2 separate regions of the Homo sapiens genome follow, and region 1 is linked to region 2. A link is an interaction called in ENCODE POLR2A ChIA-PET data of the cell type or tissue named here. Cell type or tissue: OCI-LY7. All regions are shown on one strand. Links, peaks and the distances in the headings refer to the core of each region. The heading gives the core; the rest is flanking DNA.

Region 1 (4,397 bases), core at 306-4,305, 520 kb after region 2:
AGGGGGAAATGAGGACTCTTGCGAGGCCAGAGTCCCTGCTAGAGGGCTTCCTGCTGCCATTCAAATCTCAGGTTCTGCACACGAAGAGGAAGGGCCAGGCTCCTCCCAGCTGCAAACATCATGAACTTCCTGAGGCTCCACCTCAGTGGACAGGCTGGTAGGAGTTTCTCGAGGGACCCCCTCCAACCTGGCTGACTCATTATGACCCACTGAGGCAGAATCTGCTTTTCAATAAGATTCCAATAATTGTCAGGTACAGGGAGGTGTGAACTGTGAGCCCTGGAGTCCTTCGCCCCCTTTCCGGAGTCTCCCTGTGCACTTACCTCAGGGGCCCGGGGAGGTGGGGGCATGGCTAGCATGGTGGGGCAGCCGACCTGGGGCTTCCTGTCAATACCTGGATTCACTTTCTGGTGGTGGGGACTGGGCGGCTTAAGCTACAGAAGTTGATTGTCTCACAGTTTGGAAGTTGGGAGTTTCTTCTGAGGCCTCTCTTCTTGGCCTGCAGATCGTGTCTTCATGTCTCCCAGTGTGTATGCCTATGCAGGTTTCCCCATCTTCTAAGGACACAGAGTCCTACTAAATTAGAGACCACCTTATGGCCTTGTTTTAACTTGATCTAAGATAAGTTATAGGTCTGCAAAGACCCTATTTCCAAATAAGGCCACATCCACAGATACTGGGGTTAGGACTTCAACATCTTTCCAGGGCACACGATTCAACACCACTTTACCCAGAATGACTCAGGGTGGGCGGGCCTGTGCATCCCCTCCTCCTGATGTGCAGGGGCCACCCAAGGCCAAGACCAATGAAGCCAGTCCCCTGGAAGGCCCCAGCCTCATTCCTGCTCCCCCTAGGTCTTCAGAAGGCATCTTCACCAACTTGCTGCACAGCCCCAGGGTCCAGCTCTGAGGGAACCAACCACACTCAGTCACCTAGAATCCTCTCTGAGCTAGGAGTGAGGCCTTAATCTGGGTCCACTGGGGGTATGCCATTCACAGGCACTTGAGATGAAGCAGTGCACAGAAGGACAGGGTCCATCCGCACAGTGATATGAGATGAATTATGTCTGCCCCCAACTCCCTGCCAAAAACATATGTTACAGTCCCAACTCCCAGAACCTCAGAATGTGAACTTTGCTGATGTAATTTGCTAAGATAAGGTCATACAGGAGTAGGACTGCAGGAGGACACAGGAGAAAGGCCTTTGCAAGTCAAGAAGAGAGGCCTCGGAAGGAATCAATCCTGCCAACACTTTGATCTCAGACTTCCAGCCTCCAGAGCTGAGACCATGAATGTCTGCTGTTTGCACTGCTTTGTCTTGGCAGCCCTATCAGACTACTACTGGCGGAGAAGCTGACAGGGAGGACTAGGTGTCACTGGATTCAGGGGATGCTGGAGACATGGGACCGGCATGCAAAACAAGACCTTGAAGCTTGGCCTGATCACCACACCCAGCTCTATGGAGGTACAGCAGACACAATCTGAAGAACTGGGACTGAAGTCCCAAAGTGCTGGGACTCCCAAAGTGCTGGGATTACAGGCATGAGCCACTGCACCCAGCCCCCAGTACACTTTTAAAGATTTTCAGTGCCTGGTCTCTGGCCCCAGTCCAGACCCATTACACCAGGCTCTCAGGGAATGGAGCCTGGGCACCAGCACTGTTAAGGCTATTGCTGCTTTTAATGGGCACTTGGGCCTGAGAACCAGCGATGTTCTAGGAAGAAATGGGAGTCTGCTGCTTCTTTTTGGTGCTGTCTACTTAGTCAGCAGTCAGCCTACTTACTGGCTTTTTCATTTGTAAAATGAGGAGTTAATAATAGCAACTATCTCTAAAGCTGGTTGTTTTTAGACTTAAAATAGAAAATTTACCTGAAAAGGCTTTGTGAGCTATAAAATATTATGCAAATGCAACTTCCGTTAAAGTGTTCAAAAGTAACATAGTATGCATCTATTCTATCACAGCAAGCTAATGCATTTGCACATGTGAGCAACGCTCTGGGCATTCACATGTTTTGATTGTAAAGTCATTTGCATGTTAGCGATGAGCTGCTGGAGGGCATCGAGTGTACTTTGATCCTTGGGTACTCACCTGTGTACTCACTCTCCAAAGGCTGAGAATGGGGAGGCAGGGAGACAGTGACAGCCAGACTCTAATGTCACTGTCAAATGAAGTGGATGAATAGTCTAACTGTGGTTTTTCTCCTAGAGAAGCCTGTTCTGGCTTTAAGAAGGCATCTCCAAGAACTGCCAGTGGCCTGAAACATCAGCCGAAACCTGGGAAGGGTCCCTGCCCCACCAGCTGTACTGGGAGCCTGGCAGGGCATGATTTTGAGCCATACTGGGCCCTGGCAGCTGCTGACACTACTGAGTGCTGGGAGCCATTGGGCTGGCGCCCCTCCTTCAGGCCATGCAGCAGGAGACCATGTAAGAAACAAGAGAGATGGAGTCTGTCTCGAGGCTCAAAGCCCGCTTCCCGCTCGGCTGCTTTCTCACTCCGGGCTGCGGCAGGGCAGATGCTGTCTGAAGGAGAACAGGCGGTCCTGGCAAGCCCAGCTTCCATGAGAAAGCACCCATGGGTGTGATGTGGGTGCTGCTCAGTGCCCTCCCACCCTCTGCACGCCCCAGAGGGGCAGAGGCAGGGTCCTTATTTAGGCTGTGCGGGAGAGGCAGACCTTTCGCTGTGAGTGGAGGTGCTTGGCTCTCATGAAGACTTAGGTAAAAGTGTACTGGCCTGTTTTGGGCTTCAGGGACCTAAGTAATGGCCTCTCCATTGTTTTATTTTTACTGTGGTAATGGTGGCGTCTATCATAGAGCCAATCGCAGGTGGTTTGAGATGGGAGTGGGGGTGTCATGTCCAGATCCACCGGGGAAGGGCTAACTCCCGTGGATGCCAGTGAGATGGAAAACCGGTTCTACACACCGTGACCCGAATGGGGAAAAATGATGACCAAGCTGGTTAATAATAAAAGGTCATTTTCACGTTGGCAGTAATGTTGAGAGCATAAGAAGATCTGAAAAATGAAAGGACAAAGACATCTGCTTAACAGAGACACATATACACCACACACAAACACACAGGTACACATACACACACCACACACACTACACATACACACATACATGCAGGTATACACATGCAGATATGCATACACACAAGTACACAAATACACACCACATACAGAAGCACATACATAGACATATGCCACACAAACACACCACACACACAAATACATACACACACAGATACATAAACATGCATACATATGTATACACAGACATCCCCACATACCACATGCACACACTACACACATAGACACACACATGCCACACATATACAAACACAGATACACCACACAGAGATACACACATATACACACACCATGTATGCATGCAAACATACAAACACACATGGACACACACAGACACCTCCCCAAACCACATGCGCACATCATGAACGGACACACACATACTACAAACAGATGCACACGTACACCCCCTCCCACACACACACAGATTCCTAACAGGATGAACCCTCCGGCCCATTAGGGGAAGCCCTGGTAGCAAATGAAAAAAAGCATCCTCTAGAAAGCTACTATTTAGTGATCAAGATTAAAGAACTGGGGTGAGGCTGAGAAAAAAATTCATAGCATGACATTAAGGAATGGATATCTCATTAATTTTAAAAGAGAAGATTGAATGAACAAGTGTCTAATATTTTGACTGTAGAAAAATAAATAAAATGGCTGTTTGTTCACGGCCATGCTTTAACTGGGCGATATTTTTCTCTTCATGAATCTCTTCTACTTAAATTCTCTCCACCTTGGGAGGTCTGCCTTATTTCCAAGGCGAGCAAATCCTGCTCAGATCCTGGTCCACTGAAGTCTGTCCGAGGAGTCTTTTCTCGCCCCTGTTCTGTTGAGATTTCCTGCCATGTACACGGTAGTGTGAGGTAGAAAGTCTCGGTAGTTGAGATTGGCTTGACCAAGCATCTTGTTTTCTTTTTTATTTCGAGGTTGAATAATGAAGGAAGCAAGAAGAGGGGGAAGAGAGGTGATGGATGGAGGTGCACTGGGCAGCTTGTGTCCCTAAATTCTGACCGATGTAGCGAGGGACAGCGTGCTGCTGTGTAAGTCTGTCCACCTGGATGCCACCGGCTACAGGGAGCTCTCTGGCATCCCTGGGAACACATCCGGTGTCCAGAAAGTGTGCTTTACCAGGCGCTTTTGGTACGAGAGGAGCCATTGCTATGGGTGTGACCTTACACCTCCGGGTTCATCAGGAAATGGAAAGGTCATGTCCTGTACAGTTGGCGAGGCTGACTTGCCTACTCCTATGATGATCACTTTCTTTCTGGCACAATCCACTTGATAAGGACTCTAGCAAAACCATTTTCTTGAT
Region 2 (4,397 bases), core at 188-4,187:
ATTCTCACAACTCTGGGTTCTGATCATTTAGAGGACTGAATATCCAAGGAGGGTGATGCTTCCACTACTTGACATAGCAAATACTTGCTATGCCTAGTGGGGGCAGTGGAGAGAGAGAGAAAGAAAGAGAAAACACACAATTCAGTTATTAGGTACTTTGGGGGAATGCAAAAGAAAACCAGGGAAAGCACAGGGGTGCCTGGAATCATAGAAGACGGCTCATACGGATACTGTTATGTCACCTACAGGCAGCCTTGCCATGGTCCTTGGGCATGTTCATGCTGACCTCCACATTCCCTAGGAAACCCTTTAGAGAAGTGTTTGGCAAACTACAGGCCTATGGCCCAAATCTAAACTGCCACCTATTCTTAATTTTTTTTTTAATTGCGATAGCTTTAAGAGTACAAGCGATTTTTGGTTGTACATGGATGAATTGTATAGTGGTGAAGTCTAGGTGCACTTGATTTTTTTCGAAAATTATTCGTATCCTTTTACTATTTTCCTATTGGATGTTGATTTTCTTGTAAATTTATAAGAGTGCTTAACATATTAAGAATGTTAAACCTTTTTCTAGAATAAAAATGTGAACTATTTTCTCAAATTTTTTGTCTTTTAATTTTAAGGTGTCTTTTATCAAACAAAAGCTGCTTCACGGTTAATTAAATATATTTATCTTTTCTTTTGTAACTTCTGGGTTTCATGTAGACCTGTTCTCCCATATTTTGGTTTTGTACTTTTATGTGTAATTTAACACTTAAATCTTTAATATTACGGGAATATTTTTATGCTTGGAATGAGATGAAGGTCTAGCCAATGATTCCAACATGATGTATTTTCCCTTGGTTAGTAGACACTTAGCATCCATTTTTTTCTACTCCCATGCAATCTGATATCTACTTGGGGAGGCTTGAAAGCTGAAGAAACATGTCTTAGACTTCATGAAGCTGAGGTTCTGGAAGCATATTATGTTCCATTGTTTAGAAGCACTCATGAGAGCCTGTGTTGTGCAGACTGGTCTCAATCTCCTGGTCTCCAGTGATCCTCATGCCTCAGCCTCCCAAAGTGCTTCTATTATACGCATGAGTCACTGTGTCTGGCCTGAGAATCAACTTTTTAAGTTTCTCAAAATATCCATTAGAATTTTGATTAAGAGAGATTATACTCATTGGTTAATTTGGGGGTAATCATCATCTTTATAATACTCTTAATCAGAAATATATTCAATTTTTTTACTTGTTTGGCTTCTGTTAGTCATTATTCAATGTTTAATAGTTTTCTTTATGTAGACTAGCTTGTACCTTTTTGTTAGATGTAGTATTAATTATTTGATAGTTTTTCTTATTGTGAATAAGACACTTTTCCCAAGTATATTTTAAATATATTTAAATATAATATTTTTCAACTAAAATACTAAGAGCTAACATTTATTAAACACTGCCTAGGCACCAGATATGTTATTTATGTTATGCTTCACATGTTATTCAGTCACAAATGAAAATATTGTTCACAAAATACTCATCTAACAATGACTTAAACAAATCGAGGTTTGTGTTTCTCATGTTCAAGAAGCCCAGGAGTAGGTAAACAGGTGCTGATATTGACGCTTCCCTCATGGTCAAATGGGTGCTATAGTTCTAGCATCATGTCCATTTTTAAGGCAGGAGAAAAGGAAAATAGGGGCACCTGCAACTTCTTATTATGCCCGTTTGGCCAGAATGATGTCAGTTAGCCACCCCTGCCATCAAGGAAGTCTGAAAGTATTTGATACTTGCAAATCCCAGAGTAAATAAAGACTGGATGAATAAGCTTGTAAGTAGATCTTGTGTGAGTCAAACTGCAGCAATGCTCATTCATAATATCCTCACCATAACCTTCAGAGGGCAGCATGACTACAATCCCAAGTGTGCAGAGGAGGAAACTGAAACATAATGAGTCTCAGCAATTTGCCGATAGTCACAGCAATAAATGTAGAATGTGTGCTTTTAGCCATTCTATTACAAATGATTCCCATATGCAGGAAAATTTTGTTTTTAAATATTAACATCTTGTCCAGCTACATTACTGAATTCTTCTATTTTTGCATAAGCTTTAGTTTTGCTACATAAGTAAATGAACATATGGAATTATAACTTCCTTGTAATACTGATAATTCTTTTTTTTCCTGTCTCATTGCAATGGCTAAGACCTTCAAAATGATGTCAAATAATAATGAGTTTCCTGTTTATTTTCCTACTTAAATAGGAAGGACTTTATTGTTTCACCATTAAATGATTAAATTTACACTGAAAAAGAATGCTTTTCAGATATTCAGTAGTAAAGATAAATATTTTTCAGTAACAAGAAAGTTTTCTTTCCTAGTCTGCAGTTCAAAATGTTTTCCTTTTATCACATCAAAATAGCTATACTTCTGACTACTCTCCAGCTACTTTAGCAATATATATCATACTCCAAAAGAGTACTAGAAAAGACCTCCCTAAGACCTTCTCACACTAATGCTTTACAAATCAACCTCCCATTTCTTTTCAGCTCTGCCTTTGCACAGCAGAATTAAGATCTGGCAAAAAAAAACCTAAACAACTTCACTGGAATATATAGGTTCTTATGTGTCAGCAACAGTTTTCATAATACTGCAAAAGATAAGAAAATGGACAATTTCTCTGCAAGACTGAGAGTCATCTTTCTCTGCTACTTTTCGTGAGGGACATGTTTTCAGGAAACCTATTTTTGGGACTATTGCTGCACTTTGAATCTTTGACAGGTTCCGAAAGAAATTGGCTGGGCCTGAGTTTCCCAGAAACCGGAGCCTGAATCAAATCTCCTGTGCTAAGCCTTTCTTGGGAGGTACAATTCTAGAACTGCAAGAGTAGGAGGAAAAGAAGAGGAGACAGAGAAATAGGGGAAGTACATTTATAAGGACAAGGTACACTACCAGGTTGACTACAGTGCCCCAAGACAGCACAGACTGTGGCTGGGATTTGGGACATCATGCCACTAAACATTGTAGAGAGGAGGTATTTATCTACTGGTTCCATCCCATCTCCTGTCACTCATGGCTCAGAACTAACCTGACAGTGTGCCAACTACCCTACATCATGGGGTTGTGTCACCTGCCCCGGTAGCCCCTGGGAAAGACAGGTTCCTGGCCCTCTGTGCTTGTGTGAGTTCCTAAGTGATGGGAGGTGCCCATCTGTAAGTTCTGTCCATCTTACTTGCAGCAGCAGGAAAGCATTGGGAACCCAGGAAGACCCAAGTTAGCTGCTGGTGGTAGAAGAGGGAAAGGCGTCCAAGACAAAGCCTGTCCAGTAGCAAGCAAGAGAGGCTTGGGACAGGTGAGGCAAAGGGGATCCAGGAAGGAGACACACTGGGACTTGCAGAGAGGTCATTTTTACAAAGGAAAGTGGTGTTTTACTTATGCATTAGGGGGAAAGTCTTGTGTGGCCTGGGTCATTGAGCAGCACAAGTCCTGCACTGGGAACCATCCCAGACAGCCAGGAGCAGGAACAGAAGCAAAAGGAACTCTGGAGCAGCATAGCCCAAGTACAGACACTCCCTGAAGGCCAAAGTCACGTCGGCTTCCACTGTGGTTAAACTGTTCAAGTCAAATTCCACTTGCTTCTAGTCTCCAGCTGGCTTTCTCTCGTGGGATGAATACACACCCTTTGTAATAGCACAGGAGAGCATGTGCCAGTGCATCCCTAAGCTCAGGCTCTGTTCCCGTGACACCTTTCCCCTCTCCACGGAATGGTAGAAGGATGAAACATCTTAATATATGTGATGCGCCCAAGACGGTGTGTGCATGCTGTGGTGTTTGAGCAGTATTTGTTATTATTCTTACTGTGTAGAGGAACTGAAGCATATATAGCATATGTAAAGTACTATTGTGCTGTTTCTCAGATGAAGAAACTGAGGCATCAAGGTTTCACGTGACTTACCCATGGCCACCCAGCTCTAGAGTCCAGGCTTTGAACCATTTCCCTACACTAATTCTTAATGTGTGACATTTGGGGGAAAAAAAGCATTTAAAACAATGTGTTTTAAATGCTTGAATAACGTACTGCCTGAATAACGTACTGGTTGGTTTTGCTACTCCAGGTCCCCTAGGCCTGGGCCTGGTCTACATTTCCACACTGCTCTCCCATGCCGACTTTGCAAAACCTGGGTTTCCATCAAGCTCTCTGCCAGGACTTGTCACTCCCCAAGGTTCCCTTGGTCACCAACCACACTGGCTTTGCTAGGCCTGGCTTTATGTGGTACTCTTTTGAGGCATGATTCCTGCCTGTAGAATACCCATACATCTTTAAGACTTTGGTCATAATCCCAGCACTTGGGAGGCTGAGGTAGGAGGATCACTTGAGGCCAGGAGTTTGAGACTAGCCTGAGCAACATAGTGAGATCCT

The links. Peaks named below come from ENCODE experiments on the same cell type or tissue, not always from the same donor. Only the 100,000 strongest peaks of a DNase experiment are listed, where the experiment ranks them.
Region 1: POLR2A ChIA-PET joins it to region 2 with 6 read pairs; 11 of 35 experiments call an interaction of 5 or more read pairs at or near these places.

What each region holds. Positions count from the first base shown.
Region 1 is chr9:90,907,015-90,911,411 of GRCh38, reverse strand. No RefSeq gene overlaps it. Among named protein-coding and RNA genes, the nearest start is that of LINC02957, 88 kb to the left of the region's middle. In OCI-LY7, for the core only: no CTCF peak of the experiment used is centred there; a DNase peak (open chromatin) is centred at 1,891.
Region 2 is chr9:91,430,835-91,435,231 of GRCh38, reverse strand. It overlaps a transcript of NFIL3 not described here. Among named protein-coding and RNA genes, the nearest start is that of NFIL3, 9.2 kb to the right of the region's middle. In OCI-LY7, for the core only: CTCF peaks have their summits at 1,666 and 1,867 (motif pointing right); a DNase peak (open chromatin) is centred at 1,881.